Regions from separate parts of the Homo sapiens genome. Here region 1 is linked to region 2. The links are chromatin loops, found by intact Hi-C in ENCODE. Cell type or tissue: PC-3. All regions are shown on one strand. Links, peaks and the distances in the headings refer to the core of each region. The heading gives the core; the rest is flanking DNA.

Region 1 (4,399 bases), core at 234-4,233, 100 kb after region 2:
GGACCACACTGGGGCCTTGCCCTGTTCCCAGAGACTCTGCACAGCCCCACTCCCTTCCTCCTATACCAGCATAGTGAGAGGCAGGGGATGGCAGCTGTGCCTTGGTCCTGGATCTGATGTGAGCCGACAGCTTATTCCCAGTGCATATGCCCATATGAGAATTAACTCGAAGGAGAATAAACTGTTCCCTTTTGAGACCTGGCCCAGGGTACTCTACTCTGATGCCAACAGCATGTCTTGTTGTTTCTTCCTTAGCTGATCCTTACTGGCAGGGGGCCTCAAGATCACTGAAGCTTTTAGATTCGAGCATGAAGTCAGGAGTTTCCTCCTGCATGCCTTTCTGATGGCAAGGGAGCTGTACTGTAGTAGCTATGTTTGTGGTCTTTGGTGTCAGGGACTGGGCTCAAAGCCCAGAGTCTCATGGGCTATGGTCATGACCTTGGGGAAGCCTCTTATCTTCTTTGTGTCTCAGTTTCCCCATCTGTCAAATGGGGATGCAATAATTGTATGTACTTCAGAGATGTGAGAGATTGAATATGGTGATGCAGGAATCACTTAGCACAGTGGATGAGAGTGCGTTTCACCAGTTTTGGCTTTTCTAGACTCAGTTGAGCTGGGTCTGGTGGCTCATGTCTGTAATCCCAGCACTTTCGGAGGCTGATGTGGGAGGATTGCTTGAGCCCAGGAGTTTGAAATCAGCCTGGACAACATAGTGAGACCCCATCTCTTAAAAAAAAAATTAGGTAGGCATGGTGGCTCATGCCTGTAGTCCCAGCTACTCAAGAGGCTGAGGTGGGAGGATTATTTGAGCCTGGGAGACTGAGGCTGCAGTGAGCTGTGATCATGCTACTGCCCTCTAGCCTGTGTGACAGAGTGAAGCCCTGTCTCAAAATAAATAAAATAAATAAATAAACAAACAGATAGTTGACTGCAGTTTCCTGACCCCTTGAAGTCAGGTGCGGCCATATGCCTTTCTTTGGCAAATGACATGCAAGCAAAAAGTGATGTGCATCTCTCTTGGGTAGATGATTTAAAAGCCAGAAGTGATTTGCCACATTCCTTTCCCCTGTGGCAGAGACAGTGAGCGCACCCGTGCTGAGACAGAGCTGCCAGCCAAGGGCCCAGAGTAAGTAAGTAATCAGAGCCCCCACCCCTCTGCATTGGCCCTGTAGACTGCACCAGAAGTAAACTTCTGCTGTGTTGTAAGCACTGAGATATTGGGGTTGTTAGCACTACCTCAACCCAACTGATGGCCACACTTTAGATGTGCAGGAAATGGTAGCTGTTATGATTTTTTTCTCTTCCTTTTGTCTTCTCTCTCAGAGGTTCTGAGCAATGATGTGACCGATGGTGTCATCCGAGTCATCTGTAGCAAATGCTACTTTTGGATCTATCACCTCGGCATATGGGGAATCCTGTCTGTACAGCTGATATTCCACCTCTACCCTTCTCTTGCCCTATCATTTTGAGAGGGAAGAATTGGGATTAAACACTAGAGTTTTATCACTCATTTTCCTTTGCAAACCTTACCTTGCTTATCTGTGAAATGGATGTGAGAGCCTTGTTTCTATCTTTTCCAGGACTTATTGTATGATTGGTCCATGTATAGCAAGTATTATATACATCCCTCAGAAATTACTATTACTGGGTTTTCTTGTCTACCTTTTTTCCCCCATTCAGCACATGATGGTCAATTTTTTGTTTCTTTCCCCCCAGGATCTTGGAAACAAAGACCTCAACAGGGATAAAATTTACTTGATTTGTCAAATAGTCCGGGTCGGCAAGATGGATCTTAAGGATACTGGTGCAAAGAAGTGCACGCAGGGACTGAGGAGGCCCTTTGGGGTGGCAGGTAAGGGGCACACTCTGCATCATTGATTTTTATGGGAGCGCACATTTTATGTGGCTGAATTGTAATGATGATTTGTTTCCCAACCGCCTCCTGCTGCCCCCACCCCTGCAAAATTTATGCCAGACAGCCCTTAATAACTACATTTCTGGTGACTAAATCAAAATAATTGGTGACTAAGTCCAGATTTATGATGAACACAGTGAATCATGGGCTCCTCTTGTCTGGAGTAGAGCATCGGGAGACCGGGGCCGTCTGAGCAGTTGACACCTTTGCTCCCCAGCTCTGTGAAAAAGGAAAAACAATACAGGCAGGATCTAATTATGAGGAGCAAATCATTTAAAAAGTACATCTAGGACAGGAAATGCAGTTACACAGAATGAGTCACCTACCACACATCTAAATTCCAGATGGAAACGGACATTTGGAGAATTGGCGTGACCTGAGGCAGAGCCCTGCATGAGGCTGCTGTACAGCAACATCAGCTCTGCATTCCTCTTAAGCTTTAGCTCTCCTGGGGTTTCTAAGGCTTCGTCATTCTTGCCCCACTTTTATGGTTTTAGTTATGTTTGACTACCACTTGTACTGTTATTTACCAAATATAGTTTCTTTTAATCAACCTGCTTTACATAATGTATGTTTTTCATCAAAGGCGATTTAAATTCCTGTGAAAATGGCAATTTGATATGCCAGTTTTCTTTTTATTAAAATATAAAATTTTAAGAGTATACCGTGCATAACCCCTATGTACCATAGCTAACCTCAGTGTTTCAGGTTTCTCACTTCAAGATGCTCTGATCTGTAATCGCAGACCTGCTTACTCTCCAACTAGTCCCCTGGCACTGCTTGCAAAGCGGTGGAGTGGAGGATGTTTTACTGAGCTCACTGTTTTTTTTTTTTTTTTAACCTGGCACTGCGGCTAGCTAGCCAGCCAGTGATATTGGGCAAGCATTTTCCCCAGAGCCTTAGTTTTATTATGTGCAAAATGAAGGACTCATACCTGGTTAATTCATGAAATCCTCTACTGCTCTAAAATGCTCTGATTCTACTTGTGGGGGCATTTCTGACATCATGGTGTTTCTGTTAAGGCAGTAAGGATCCTTCAACCTTACTGCAAAGTGTGTCTTTGTCCTCAGCTGTAGCCTGCCCTCTCTTTTGGTGTCAGATGACAGAAATCTGATCTAAACTGGTAGAAGAAGGAAAAGAAAAGGTACTTTATTGGTGTAACTGAAGAGCTTATGAATAGATCGCTTCAGGCATAGCTGGATCCAGGAACTCAAATCAGTTTGTCTCTTTCTTGCTCCCATGTCCTCATGCTGGCTTACTATGAAGAATTTGTCTCTTTCTTGCTCAGCCCCTATGTCTTCATGCTGGCTTACTAAGAAGATGGCTGTCCAACTAGTTGGCAAATTATCAGCCAGCTGTTCCAAGCTTGCATCCTACCAACTTAGCAACCAGTGGAAAGAATGTACCTCTTTCCCATTAGTTTCAGCAGAAGCCCCAGGAGCTTTAATATAGGTCACGTCCTCATCTCCATAGTCTTTACTCTGGGCAGGGAGAGATGATTATCTGATCTACCAGGTCCTATGAATAACTTTGGAGCCAAAGGGAAATTGCCCTGCCCTAATCACAGCCCTGAGGATGGATGAGGAGAGTCAGTTAGAGAGAATGGATGCTCGGTTTCTCCTCCTGTCTGCTCTCTGACTCCCCTCTCTATCTAGATGCAGTCAGTGGTTGATTATTACCCAAGCAATTTTAATGGCCCCTGCCCAGTGCCTGGAGTGTTTGACGTATTTTCTGTAACTAGGGTATGAGCTTGATTGGAGTAGCTTTTCTCAGCCCTCTCCTACACTCCCACTTCTATAATCCCCATTCTAGTGTAGGAGTTCTTTACCTTGGTTTTGGGACCTTTAGTGGCTGATTTAAGGAAAGGTTTCAGAGGATCCAGGATACCTCTGGAATCACAGGATTTGAGGATTCTTCAGTTATGTATCTGTACATATGAGTATGCTTATGAAAAGAGGGTGGATATTTCATGAGATTCTCAGATCCTACAGAGACCCAATCACTGCTGTCTGGTTTTGTAGGCATGGTAGACATTCAATACATGCATGTCAAATCCAAACCTAATTGCTGAATTCCACAGCCACGGCTCTGACCCTTTCCTTTTGGCCTCTGCTAAGCCATGGTGCTCTTGGATGCCTCCCTGGCCCTCTGACCTCCCAGTCTGCTTTGCCTGGAGGTATTTGCCCTGGTGCTGCACGCGAGGAACCTCTGCTGTCTGAGTGTTGTGCAGCACTGGCTTGCTTGCCATTTTAGGCCTTCCTGACCCCCAGGCATCCCAGGCTCTACCTCCTGTCCCATAAGCTCATCCCACTGTCATCCCTTATGGGAACAGGAAGAAGTTAAACCATTAATTCATTCTGTCTTCTTTCTAGTTATGGATATAACAGACATCATCAAGGGGAAAGCAGAGAGTGATGAAGAAAAGCAGCACTTCATTCCTTTTCACCCGTAAGACATTTCCCATTTCTTTCCATTCTCTTCAAC
Region 2 (4,399 bases), core at 303-4,302:
TACTTGACTTGACGTGTTGACATACCATGGAGCACATTTTACTTCCTTGACAAGGCACAGAAGCAGTAAGGTATCCCTTGCATGGGTTTAACATAGTTTCGAAATACACCTCAGGGGTTTATTAAGACTGATTAACTACAAAGTTATTCCAGGTTTAACATGTCTTCGTTATTTGGAAAGCAGCAAATGCTTGAAATAAGAATGAAACAATTGAAGTTGAAAACTGATTGTATGTAATGGCTTTAGGCTATTTTTATGTAATTGAATTGTAATTGAATCTGTTTTCAGAGTTATGAACAAGAAAAATATACCCTTCAAAGAGAAGTTGAACTCAAGAGTCGAATGTTAGAAAGTTTGAGCTGCGAATGTGAAGCTATTAAACAACAACAAAAAATGCACCTGGAGAAATTGGAAGAACAACTAAGCAGAAGCCATGGACAGGAAGTGAATGAACTAAAAACTAAGGTTGGGATATCTGCGTATTTCAGCACAAAATATTCCATATTTATGCAGCCATCTGTAAACTTTAGATGATAAAGATTTTCTTAAGTGTCAGCTTTGCAAAATAGCCAAGATCTAAGTCTTCATTATCTTAATATTGGGGGTGGGAACACTGAGATACAAGAGTTTGTCTAAGGGACTTGTATAAATTATATCCTATTAATTAAATACAATTATTTAATTTTGGTTGCTGGATATTTGTGAAGGTTTAGTTTAGTGACTAGCATGGCCTCCTTGCTGATAGTGGGTACAGCAGCCCCTTGCAGAAAGCCTCGTCTCCTAGCCTTCCCTGCAGTCAGTGGTATGCTTTGTAATTCTGTAAAACAGACCAGTAGTTTCTTACTAGTTAATGTGCATTACAAATGACACTTTATAGTTTGTTTACTGAGGATAAACTAATACATGTGCTCCAGTTCTTACAATAATATTGTGGAAAGGTACCATTATCATTTCCATATACCAGATGAAAGAGCCAGTGTTTAGACAGACTGAGTAAATTGGACACAATTCAAGAACTAGAAATTCTCCATCTAGGTTTGAACTGAGGCTGTCTGACTCCAAAGGCTGTGTTACTGAATCACTACATAGTCTAACAGCATGTTACACTGGCTCCATTTCAAACATAAACGCAAGATAAATGATTGGTCAGTGGTTTTCCCTTTTCCCAGCTAGCCAGTGCTTTCAGGTTGCTTCTGAGGAATCCAGAACTTTTTATCATGGATCTGCTTTGTGTATAGTCTATACTCTGACTTTTCCAGACACTGTCTACCAAAACTTGCCTGACTTTTGTCCTCCTTTCTCAGAAGTCTGTTACCCAATTTTCAGCTTCTTGTATAGCAGCCTCTAAGATTTTTCTTTTTCTGTATACCACCTATACTATTACTTAATTTCTCATTGACTCTCTTTTAATGTTTACTGATTTTAAGAAACATCAATGAAAGTATTTTTTTTTCCTTTTTTTTTTTTTTTTTTTTGAGGCAGAGTCTCACACTGTCGCCCAGGCTGGAGTGCAGTGGCATGATCTCGGCTCACCTGCAACCTCTGCCTCCCGGGTTCAAACGATTCTCCTGCCTCAGGCTCCTAAGTGGCTGGGATTACAGGTGTGCGCCACCACGCCCAGCTAATTTTTGTATTTTAATAGAGACAGGGTTTCACCATGTTGGTCAGGCTGGTCTCTAACTCCTGACCTCGTGATCCGCCCACTTCAGCCTCGCAAAGTGCTGGGATTACAGGCCTGAGCCACTGCGCCTGGCCAAAATTACATATTTAAGCTTGCTTATTTTTTCCCAGTATACACTAAAACAAACATAGCTATCTAAATATACCTTCATGTAATATATAATCATCTTGCATACCACTCTGACAGATAATATCATCCAGCTTGTCTGAAACTAGTCGGATTTGAGGCCCTAATGACTGATAATGATGTGCTTTCTTCCCCCTCTGGTTGTTATTTTTATTTTTGCAATAGTTTTCATCACCTAAACAAAAAAGAGTAATAAAGGGAGTATTCAGGACTGAGGTAAGGCTAATTATAGAGATGGCTTTTTTTTTTTTTTTTTTTTTTGGTGGAGCAAAGAGTACATTAGTGAAATATTTTGTTTTACTGATTTTCTCAAATCACTTATGCCAAAATTTGGATTTTTTTAATACCTTTTCTTCTCTTATTTTTCACATTTAATTCATCAAGTTCTAAGAACTTGACCTACAAAACATCTATGACGCTACTGCCACTCCAATCCAGACCTTCATCATCTCTTTCCTGGACTACTGCTGTAGCCTTCTGACCAGGTTGCTTGCTTCCATTGTTTCTCTTCATGCCAGTCATTCTTCACACAGTAGCCAAGTGGTCCGCATCATAGTGCCTCCAGATTGCTTCTGAGGCATCCAGACCCACCCCGATTACTCATGGATTATTTCTATGTTTATTAAACAAGGTGTGTCACTAGCTGTTAAAAGATGCCTAACCTTGGGCAAATAGGAAACTCCAATAGTATCATCATTCAGTAAGTTTGGTTCAATCAGTTCAATCAGTGATTGTTTTTAGAAAGAAAATAACTTTCAATTTATGACTTTTTTTTTTTTGGCTTTAGATAGAAAAACTGAAAGTGGAATTAGATGAAGCCAGGCTTAGTGAAAAGCAGCTGAAGCACCAAGTAGATCATCAGAAGGAACTCCTCTCTTGTAAATCAGAGGAACTGCGCGTAATGTCTGAACGTGTGCAGGAAAGCATGTCTTCAGAGATGCTGGCTCTTCAAATTGAGCTGACAGAAATGGAGAGTATGAAGGTAATTTTTATGGCATGTGTTTCTCAGGGTTTTCTCTTTTTTTTTCTGGCATATTTTTACATGTTTTGGTAATAATTCTTAAGAGCTAGTTTGAAGGCTGAAACATTTTTTGACCTAACTTGCATCTAACTAATTAAAAAATGGGTTTTTTTTAGGTGGATGACTTCATTCATAATATAGCTTTAGACTATATGATTATGTAAGGCAGCCTTTCTCTTAGATTAATGAAACGTCTGGAAGAATTTAGAGGCATATACTCTGATCCCAGATTTTATCGTAAGAGCCCAGTGTAAAACGTTGGCTCAGTGGAAGTTGAAATGCATGTGAACTTGGTTTTTTCATTGAAAGCTAAGGTTAATTAAAAATTAAAGCCTGAAATTGATAGAGGAAAAAGGGCAGTCTCTAAAGCCATTTGTTTCCTTGTTGAAAAATTTAACAGTAATAGTAATTTCTATTATTTTAGAATGTACCTGACAACTTTTGACTGGTTCTTTAGTTTTAATTTTGGATGTGAACCACAACTGAGATAAACTGAGCAGCTGCCAAATGAAAGATTATTCAAGAGAATTTCCTCCTTTTCAATTCCTGTTAAATAGACCACCCTCAAAGAAGAAGTGAATGAACTACAATACAGACAAGAACAGCTAGAACTTCTTATTACTAACCTAATGCGCCAGGTAGACCGGCTTAAAGAGGAAAAAGAGGAGCGAGAGAAAGAAGCAGTTTCTTACTATAATGCCCTAGAGGTACTATGATTACAGTAACATCATGTTTTCCAATTTATCATAACTTATTTTCTTGCTAATGTAATCTCTGTTGCCTAAATTGTTTTCTTTTGAATTTAGAAAGCTCGTGTAGCAAATCAAGATCTTCAGGTACAGTTGGACCAGGCACTCCAGCAAGCCTTGGATCCCAATAGTAAAGGCAACTCTTTGTTTGCAGAGGTACTTATAAGTATCCTAACTACTAAATTGGTATTTTCATTTACTACCAGAACAATTAAGCATGTTAATATTTTGTAGGTGGAAGATCGAAGGGCAGCAATGGAACGTCAGCTCATCAGTATGAAAGTCAAGTATCAGTCACTAAAGAAGCAAAATGTATTTAACAGAGAACAGATGCAGAGAATGAAGGTATAGAACTTTCACTATCAAAGGTTTATTAAACAAATTTTGTGTCAGCATTACATGTATGAATACATCAAAGAAACTAGCTTTTTCTGCAAGGAGTGTACTTATATAGTTGTTTCTAGAACTGCATGATTTCAAAAAATCAATTTTGAAATTAAAAGATTCATTTATAGTTTAAAAATCTTGGAATAAATATTTAGTAATAGTATATTTAGCAATGATTATTGTTTGTTTTAATGGTTACTCACTAGCTTTGACTTAAATCTTTCTTTGTGGAGTAGAAGAAAGAAAAGTATTTATTTCTTATTCTTGGCCTGATGTCTTTCCAAGCATAGCCCTAGGGTTCCTACTTCAGCTGAAACTCGCTGCCTCACCATTCCTCTGCTCTTTCACCAAGGCTTATTATGGAGTGAAATTTGGATTATTCAGGGTTCCCTTTCCTTGTAGCTCCTCAAGTCAAGCACATAGACCCTTTTAATT

Evidence for each region. Hi-C counts contacts between places; a loop is a spot of excess contacts. Peaks named below come from ENCODE experiments on the same cell type or tissue, not always from the same donor. Only the 100,000 strongest peaks of a DNase experiment are listed, where the experiment ranks them.
Region 1: a loop joins it to region 2, with 6 times the contacts of the local background. A loop is called at or near these places in 5 of 110 quality-filtered maps.

What each region holds. Positions count from the first base shown.
Region 1 is chr5:169,694,087-169,698,485 of GRCh38, forward strand. It overlaps DOCK2 (dedicator of cytokinesis 2), which reads left to right. Exons shown (of 52, transcript NM_004946.3): 10 at 1,717-1,852; 11 at 4,288-4,363. Among named protein-coding and RNA genes, the nearest start is that of DOCK2, 59 kb to the left of the region's middle. RefSeq lists an enhancer at 1,392-2,591. In PC-3, for the core only: no CTCF peak of the experiment used is centred there; a DNase peak (open chromatin) is centred at 2,165; H3K4me3 peaks cover 1,610 bases; H3K27ac peaks cover 2,201 bases.
Region 2 is chr5:169,590,760-169,595,158 of GRCh38, forward strand. It overlaps SPDL1 (spindle apparatus coiled-coil protein 1), which reads left to right. Exons shown (of 12, transcript NM_017785.5): 3 at 289-465; 4 at 2,595-2,789; 5 at 3,386-3,535; 6 at 3,635-3,733; 7 at 3,812-3,922. Among named protein-coding and RNA genes, the nearest start is that of SPDL1, 9.2 kb to the left of the region's middle. In PC-3, for the core only: no CTCF peak of the experiment used is centred there; a DNase peak (open chromatin) is centred at 2,352; H3K4me3 peaks cover 854 bases; H3K27ac peaks cover 3,912 bases.